Regions from separate parts of the Homo sapiens genome. Here region 2 is linked to region 1. A link is an interaction called in ENCODE POLR2A ChIA-PET data of the cell type or tissue named here. Cell type or tissue: MCF 10A. All regions are shown on one strand.

Region 1 (4,000 bases):
ACAGTCACCCTAGAGAAAAGCCACAGGCTCATGGGCAGTAGGCATCTGGGGTAACATGGCCGGGTCCCTTCTCCAGGGACTTTTCTCCAGGGGGCCTGGCTCACGTTTAGTCAAGGAGCTCCATACCTGTCAGGTGGCTCTGGAATTCTGGAAAACCTGATGCACTGCTGTGAGTCTACAATATGGCTACCTAAGTAAGAAATTTCACCTTCAAATCTGCAGTGTTTTCCAATAAAATTAATTTTATTGAGGTGTATTTTATATACAGTAAAATACACAAATATCAAAGTATACTCTGATTAATTTTGGCAAAGACACCCCCCAGGTCATCATCACAGCCAAGATACAGAACATTCCCACCACCCCTGAGACCCTCCTGCCCTTCCCACTGCCCCCTGCCCTCAGAAGCAGCGATTGCACAGGTGTGCTCACTTTAGATTTATTCTGTATAAACCTCATGCAGCATGTGCCATTTCTAGTCAGTTTTCATTTGCTCAACCTGAGGTTTCTGAGATTCATTGCGATTGTTGTGGGTTTCAGCAGTTTGTAATGTTTTTTGATGAATAGTCTCCTATTGCATTGGCCACACCACCATTTGTGTTTGTTTTCTTATTAATGGACATTTGGGTTATTTCCAGTTTGGGAATAAAGCTGCTATGAACATTTGTGAGCATTTGGTAGACACAGGCTTTCAGTTCTTCTGGATAAATACATAGAGTGGGCCGGACGCGGAGGCTCTCTCACCTGTAATCCCTACACTTTTGGGAGGCTGAGGCGGGTGGATCACCTGAGCTCAGGAGTTCCAGACCACCCTGAGCAGCATGGTGAAACCCCATCTCTACTAAAATACAAAAAAATTAGCCGGGGCCAGGCGCGGTGGCTCACGCCTGTAATCCCAGCACTTTGGGAGGCCAAGGCAGGTGGATCACGAGATCAGGAGTTTAAGACCAGCCTGGCCAAGATGGTGAAACCCCCGTCTCTACTAAAAATACGAAAATTAGCTGGGCGTAGCAGTGGGCCCCTGTAATCCCAGCTACTCAGGAGGCTGAGGCAGAGAACTGCTTGACCTGGGAGGCGGAGGTTGCGGTGAGCCCAGATTGTGCCACTGCACTCCAGCCTGGGCGACAGAGCAAGACTCCGTCTCAAAGAAAAAAAAATTAGCCGGGCATGGTGGCCCACGCCTGTAATCCCAGCGACGGGGGAAGCTGAGGCACGAGAATGGCTTGAGACCCAGAGGCAAAGGTCCAGCTTGGGCTACAGAGCAAGACTCCGTCTCAAAAAAAAAAAAAGAAAAAAAAAATACATAGAGTAAAATTGCTGGGTCACAGGATGAGAAGTGTGTACTTAACTTTATTAGAAATTGCCAAACAGTGATCTAAACAGGTTGCATGGTTTTCCATTCCACCAGCAAATGGATTCAGTTACCTGAGACAGGACCATACCACGTCCATTTTTCTGGTGCCCATGCAGTAGCCCCCACAAACGTACCTGGAGCAGCCCAAGTAGCTGTCTGTTCCTTGCACATGGGGTTTTCCACATCTGAGTTAGGCACATGCATGGAAGCACAGAATCCCGCCATGCCCCATGGCATGTTTGCACAGGCCTGCGCCATGTGTTCCTCCTCCCAGGAGCCTCCCCTGTCTCATGCCTCCTCCTACTCCCTTCCTCTTGGAGGTGGAGCTCACATTCTGCCCTCTGTCCTGGTCAGCCTCACCTGTGCCTCCTCTCCTCCCTCAGGTGTTTGGTGTCTGGGTGCCAGGATCTTGATTTGCCCCTGTGCCTTTGAAGGCTCAGTCGATGGTGTGATTAGCACCCTTTCCTTTGGTGCAGAAGAGAAGACTTCCTCTGCGCCCAGGTGAGCTGGGTAAGCAGCCTGAGCCTGGGCATGCCCCTTGCCCGGGGAACAGAGGTGACTCCCTGCCATGCAATTCCCAGGGAGTGTCTGGGAGTGCCCTGGGAGGAGCTCCACAAAGCACCAGGGCTCAGCTCTGCCCCAGGCAGGGACTGCCCAGGAAGGAAGACTTCTCAGTGGAGGTGAGGGCTGCACAGGGCCCTGATCTACTCAGACAGAGAAGGGGACAAAGGGGCACCCCAGCAGATAGGACGTGCACTCCTTCCACAAACTGCCTGAGGACTGCTTTGTGCTGGGCTCACTAAGTGTTGTGGATTTGTCCAGGAATAACACAGCCCAGTGTCCTCCCTTAGTGGTACAGAAGGCAGGAAAGTTAGCATAGGCGCTGCTGTGACAAGAAGGAACAGGGACAATAAGAGCCAGGGCGGTGGCCACTTTCCCCTGGGTCTGGGGGCTCCTACAGTGAGCCCAGGGCTGTCGTGACACAGCCTGGCCACTCTCACATCCTTGACGGGGAGGATCACCAATGCAGCTTTGTGGATGAGGCTCAGAAGGGATAAGATCATCTGCCCAGGGTCACACAGGGAGGAAGGAGCCAAGCCAGGCTGCAGGGTAACTTGGCCGAGTCCCTAAATCTGCACTTGTCCTGGACAAGCCAGCAGAGGGACAGGAAGCCAGAAGTGACCAGGGGCCATTCATCAGTAGCTGGTGGTGCTGGCCAGCCCTCAGGTCATCAGAGCTAGGCGGGCACCATCCTCCATGGCCCCTTCGTGTCCACCCTATTGTCACAAACAGTGCAGGGGCCATGAAGGGAAGGAAATGTGACCAGAGCAGTCCTCGTCCCCACCAGGCTTTACTGCAGGAGACAGCATGGCCCTCCTGCACTCAAGTCTGTCCCTGCCTCCCAGCCCTTAGAGCTGGGCAGCATGAGGCCACTGATGGCTCCCACTGTGCTAGCTCGCCTTCCTCCACGGACTGTCTCAACAAAGTCCCAACACTCATCAGTTCCAGATTTGTGCTCTGTGTTTTTGACTTTCCAGGTTTCCATAACTCATCCCAGCCACTGGAACTGGAGTTCTCTGTGGGGTGGATGAGGGTGTTTGAGCCACGTGTCCCCTGCTCTGATGAGCTCAGCAGCCCTCACCTGAGCACTTCGGCAGCAGAACGGAAGGAGGAGTTCTGGAGGAGGAGAGGCGGGAGCCCCAGCCTGTCTGCTGTTGACCTCCCAGGACCAGCAGGAGCACCTCAGAGACTGGTTCAGGGGTGGGAACCAGTGAAGCGTAGAATATTTCCTGCCAGTCCAAGGAACAGCTGCTATCAGAGTTCCCACGTTTGCAGAAAATGCTTTGCCCTAAGCAGTGAGGTGAGAGCTGGACACCTGCATGGTGAGCACCGTGGAAGAAGAGACCCCTGGTTGGCCACGTGCTGTGTCCACATCAGGGTTTTTCATGTTTTATTCTTCTCACCCAGGAGAAAAAAAGTAAGTTGCCTGTAGCCAACCAATTATTTATTTCTCCTTTCAAATCTAGTATCTTAACCAGTGAGTTAATTCTGTAGTTCTAGATTTTACTGCAGTTTTTGATCAGTAATTCATAATCTGGAATCCATAACCTACTTGTGCTACACCCAACAGTAATAAAATTGGAAGGTTGGGCTTGATGCTTTGTTTATTATCAAATAAAGCCCAGCAGTTTATTCTCCTTTGTCACGAGCAAGCAGTTGGAGGAACACGCCTGACCCATACATTTCCTACCGGAAAATAGGAATGAGCAACGATACTGTTTTGGAAAAACTCTCTCAGTTGTGTTTTTCCTCTGCTCTCACACCACCACAACCATCATCACAGAAGAAGACTTCTGTGACCAAAGGCGTGGAGGTTTCTCCTACACACCAGGCAGCAGACACCAGCTGGGTGTCCTCCACTTCAACTCCCACACTGTCTACCTGGAAAGTGGGGCAGATCCTCTCTTAGGACTGCCCGGCTCCCGGACACCAGGTGCAAGTCCAGGCCTCTGGAACTTCTGACCAACCAGCTTCAAGTTAGAGTTCCCACAACCCTCTCTGGGTTCTATTAGTTTATTGGAGCAGCTCACAGAACTCAGTAAGAAACACGTTTACTATTATATATAATATTTATTATTATAAAGG
Region 2 (4,000 bases), 68 kb after region 1:
CTTGTCCCGCACCCAGCCACGAGGCGGAGGTTAGTGCAGGTTTCAGCACCCTTGGACCTCATCTAGGAGTAGAGGGGGCAGGCCTAGGCCTGGACCTGGAGCAGTGGGTGTCAAGGAATCCCCTGTGTGGGCAGGATGGCTCTGGGAAACCAAGGGCAGTGTGTGGTGGTTTGGCACAGCTGACTGCAAAAAACTCAGAGATAGGCTGGGCACGGTGGCTCACACCTATAATCCCAGCACTTTGGGAGGCCGAGGTGGGTGGATCACCTGAGGTCAGGAGTTTGAGACCAGCCTGCCCAACATGATGAAACCCCGTCTCTACTAAAAATACAAAAATTAGCTGGGCTAATCCCAGCTACTCAGGAGGCTGAGGCAGGAGAATCGCTTGATCCTGGGAGGCAGAGGTTGCAGTGAGCCAAGATTGCGCCATTGCACTCCAGCCGCAGGGGGAAAACTCAGGGATGCAATTCCCTGCCATGTGGGTTGCCCCCACATTTGTGGGGCTAAGGGGCCCCTTGTTTTCAGAGGGAGCTCAGCTCCTCTCAGAGGGTGATTGCAACTTTGCCCAGTGGAGTCTGCTCTGCTTCTCCATCTGGTGCTGACATCCTCTAGGGCAGCCAGCACCGTCCTCTTCACTGAGGCAGGATAAGGGGCTCGCACTCTGCCAGGGACACACAGGATGCTTGGGGCTGTGTGACACTGAGCTTCCCTGGGCACAGGCTCCAGGGAAAACCCAGTAGATGACACAGCCCCGCCCAGTGGGGCAGATCAAAGGGAGCTGTGTAGGCGAGCACTAGGCGACTGTAGGGCTTGCCCACGGCTTCTTGGCCTGGCTGCAGGCTCTTCCCACCCACAGAGTCCTATAGCTGCCCTGGGGGAGAGGGAGGAGGGCACCGTGCATGGTTGACTCTTCCTGCTTCTCAGCTCCAACAGCCTTGGCCTCCTGCTTGATCTTTCCAAGGCCTGGGGGCCTGCTCCAAAGTCAGACACTCCTGATGTGGTACTGTGCCTGGGGACAAAGGTGGCTGGGAGGGCTCGGAGCCCTGAGCTTGAGCCCTGGGATGGAAGGGGTCGCTGCTTCTCCACTGGGGTCCAGGAGCCAGTGGGCTCTTGCTCTGGGAGTACCCTGGGGGCCAGGCAGCAGCACCGAGCATGCCCCTGAAATAGGCGCTGGCCAGAGCCTGGGTGTAGGCTGCGGGGTTGGCCCCAGGGCCAAGTTGGCTCCCTCATTGCCCACCACGCTCTGCTCCCAGCCACTACACACGAAATGCCAGCAGCTGTTTTGGTTTGGCAGCTTCTGCTGCCACCCCCATACGCCTTCTAAACTCGTCAGTGCTGCCGTGTCTGGTCTGTTGTGTCCTGGTGCAGCCCTGTCCCCTAACACCTGGGCTGTTTCCTTGCTGTGATGGCCATGGTTGTGCCTCTGAGGCCTGGGCTCCTTTCAACTAGGGTTGGAGAATCTCTGAAAACACCACCAATTAAGGCCCCGCCCGAGCAGGAGCATCCTGTGCTTTGTGGTGGGAACCTGTCCAGGCAAAGGCCTTATCCGAGAGATCAGGTAAATTACTGGGTAACTATCGGAGCCTGAGCAGAGACGCAGGCCTAGCAGGCTCCTTATTAGGCTAATTACTGGCCCCGGACTGCGTAAAACCCAAGATAAACTCAGGGTCGACCCGGAGAGCAGCTGGGAGGTGGTGTTTTCCTGGAGAGGCACTTGCCAGAGGCCCTCAGGCTGAGGCACAGGAGAGAAAGACTGAAGAATTCCCCAGGGAGAGTGGATCACCACCCCCCCCGCCGCCACCCCCAAAGACCAGAGAAGTCTGCAGACCCCACATCCAGCTCCTAACTCTGACCCCCTCCACGTCCTCATCTGTGTAGTTCATCCCTCTGACATTTATGATGTGCCAGGAGCTGCTGGCCACTGGGTATGGTTGAAAATAACATAATAATAATAATGTTACAAAATCAGCCTCACACTGTACAAAGAGTAGCTCATTTAGTCCTCAACAAATCCATCTTCATTTTATAGATGGGGAAACTGAGGCTCAGGGATGTTAAAGGACTTGCTAGCAGCTGCTAGAGCTGGAAGCAAGAGGCAGCCCTGACCCCAAAGGGGAAACAGGCCCAGGAACTTCCCAGCGCCCCTCCCTTGAGGACAGACAACGTTGGCAGGCCACGGCCCCTCCCACTCCGAGGCGTCTGGACCTCTTGGCCTGCAGCCTTTGCAAGTGCGCGTCACTGAGGAGGAGAGGGCGCCACCGCCCCAGGCCTGAGAATGGTCGGCAATGGGCGGGGTCGGCGGCTCTCTGGGCTCGTAATTATTCTCCCGGTAATTATGCTGGCGCTGGGCGTGGCCTGAGCGGAGCGCCGGGAAGCCTGCCCACCCTGCCACGTGCACCCCTGCCCTGCCCTGCCCTGCCCGCCCCACCCCACCCCACCCCGCCCCACCCTGAACCTGGACACCCTCTTGGCCTCAGGGCCTCAGGCTTGTTCCCAACCCCCCTTTGCCCATTTCCGCCTGGGAAATGACCCCTGGCAAATGTTCCTGTGGCAAAGTCAAACGAAAAACCTGGACTGGAGGACGGAAAGTGTCCTCTGGGCTCAGGGTAGGGACAGGCACCAGCCCCTGAGCCACTGTTGAAACCACCACTGCAAAATTATAACCCAGACAGTGAACGAGATCTGACTTAACTAACTCCATCTTGCTTCTAACCTCCAAGCTGTCCTTGTTCATTCCTAGGTGTAAGCTGAACTAACTTTGGGAGAAAACTTGGTTTATAGTTTATAGTTTAAAACAAAGACTGTAACATCCCTTTCCCAAAGCAGACCTCCTTCCTGCCTAGGGACTAGACTGCCTTTGTAGCTAGGACTAATAAATTAGCCAAAAAATTAGAAATTATGGTTTAGGAGTCACGCAGCTGGAGGCTACAAGATTCTGACTTTCCCAAGTTGCTTCTGGGGATAACATCACTATTGTAAAGCCTAAGATCCCTAAAATCAGTGCTTGAGATATTTTGCAGACCCTGTACTCCATGGATCAGCTGGCACCACCCAGGTCAATAAACTGGCTCATCTGATCTTGTGGCCCCAAACCAGGAACTGACTCAATGCAAGAAGACAGCTTCGACTCCCTAAGATTTCATCACTGACCAATCAGCACTCCCAACTCACTGGCTGCCCCCCAACCACCAAATTATCCTTAAAAACCCTAGGCCGGGCGCGGTGGCTCAAGCCTGTAATCCCAGCACTTTGGGAGGCCGAGGCAGGCAGATCACAAGGTCAAGAGATCAAGACCATCCTGGCCAACATGGTGAAACCCTGTCTCTACTAAAAATGCAAAAATTAGGCCGGGCACGGTGGCTCATGCCTGTAATCCCAGCACTTTGGGAGGCCGAAGTGGGCAGATCACCTGAAGTCGGGAGTTTGAGAGCAACCTGACCAACACAGAGAAACCCCGTCTACTAAAAATACAAAATTAGCCGGGCGTGGTAGCGCATGCCTGTAATCCCAGCTACTCAAGAGGCTGAGGCAGGAGAATCTCTTGAACCCAGGAGACGGAGGTTGCATTGAGCCAAGATCGCGCCATTGCACTCCAGCATGGGAAACAAGAGCGAAACTCCGTCTCAAAAAAAAGAAAGAAAGAAAGAAAAACAAAAAAACCAACCCTCCCAGGGCACGTGTATCACAGGCCCTGAGGGGACAACAGCCAGAAAAGCTGGTGAATGTCCAGTAGGCAGAGGATGGAGGATCAGGGACTCTGAGGCAGACTTCTTGGGCCGGAATCTCAGCTCCACCACCAAGCAGCAGCATGACTTGGGAAACTCAATTCCACATACTTTGGGGGTTTCCCTCCCCCATTTTTATTTTATCAAATTAATTTTGATGTGATATTATTAAGTGAAATTAAATGTCAAAACTGTAGATGAAATGTTGCCATCGGGGAAATGCAAATCAAAACCACAATAAGGTACCACTTCACATCCGTGACGATGGCTATGAA

Evidence for each region. Peaks named below come from ENCODE experiments on the same cell type or tissue, not always from the same donor. Only the 100,000 strongest peaks of a DNase experiment are listed, where the experiment ranks them.
Region 2: POLR2A ChIA-PET joins it to region 1 with 8 read pairs; 6 of 35 experiments call an interaction of 5 or more read pairs at or near these places.

What each region holds. Positions count from the first base shown.
Region 1 is chr15:31,463,486-31,467,485 of GRCh38, reverse strand. No RefSeq gene overlaps it. Among named protein-coding and RNA genes, the nearest start is that of KLF13, 140 kb to the right of the region's middle. RefSeq lists an enhancer at 2,565-3,065. In MCF 10A, no CTCF peak of the experiment used is centred here; DNase peaks (open chromatin) are centred at 1,705 and 1,915.
Region 2 is chr15:31,395,668-31,399,667 of GRCh38, reverse strand. All of the region lies in intron 1 of LOC105370939 (a long non-coding RNA gene), which reads right to left. It also overlaps a transcript of KLF13 not described here. Among named protein-coding and RNA genes, the nearest start is that of KLF13, 71 kb to the right of the region's middle. In MCF 10A, no CTCF peak of the experiment used is centred here; DNase peaks (open chromatin) are centred at 777, 1,517 and 2,357.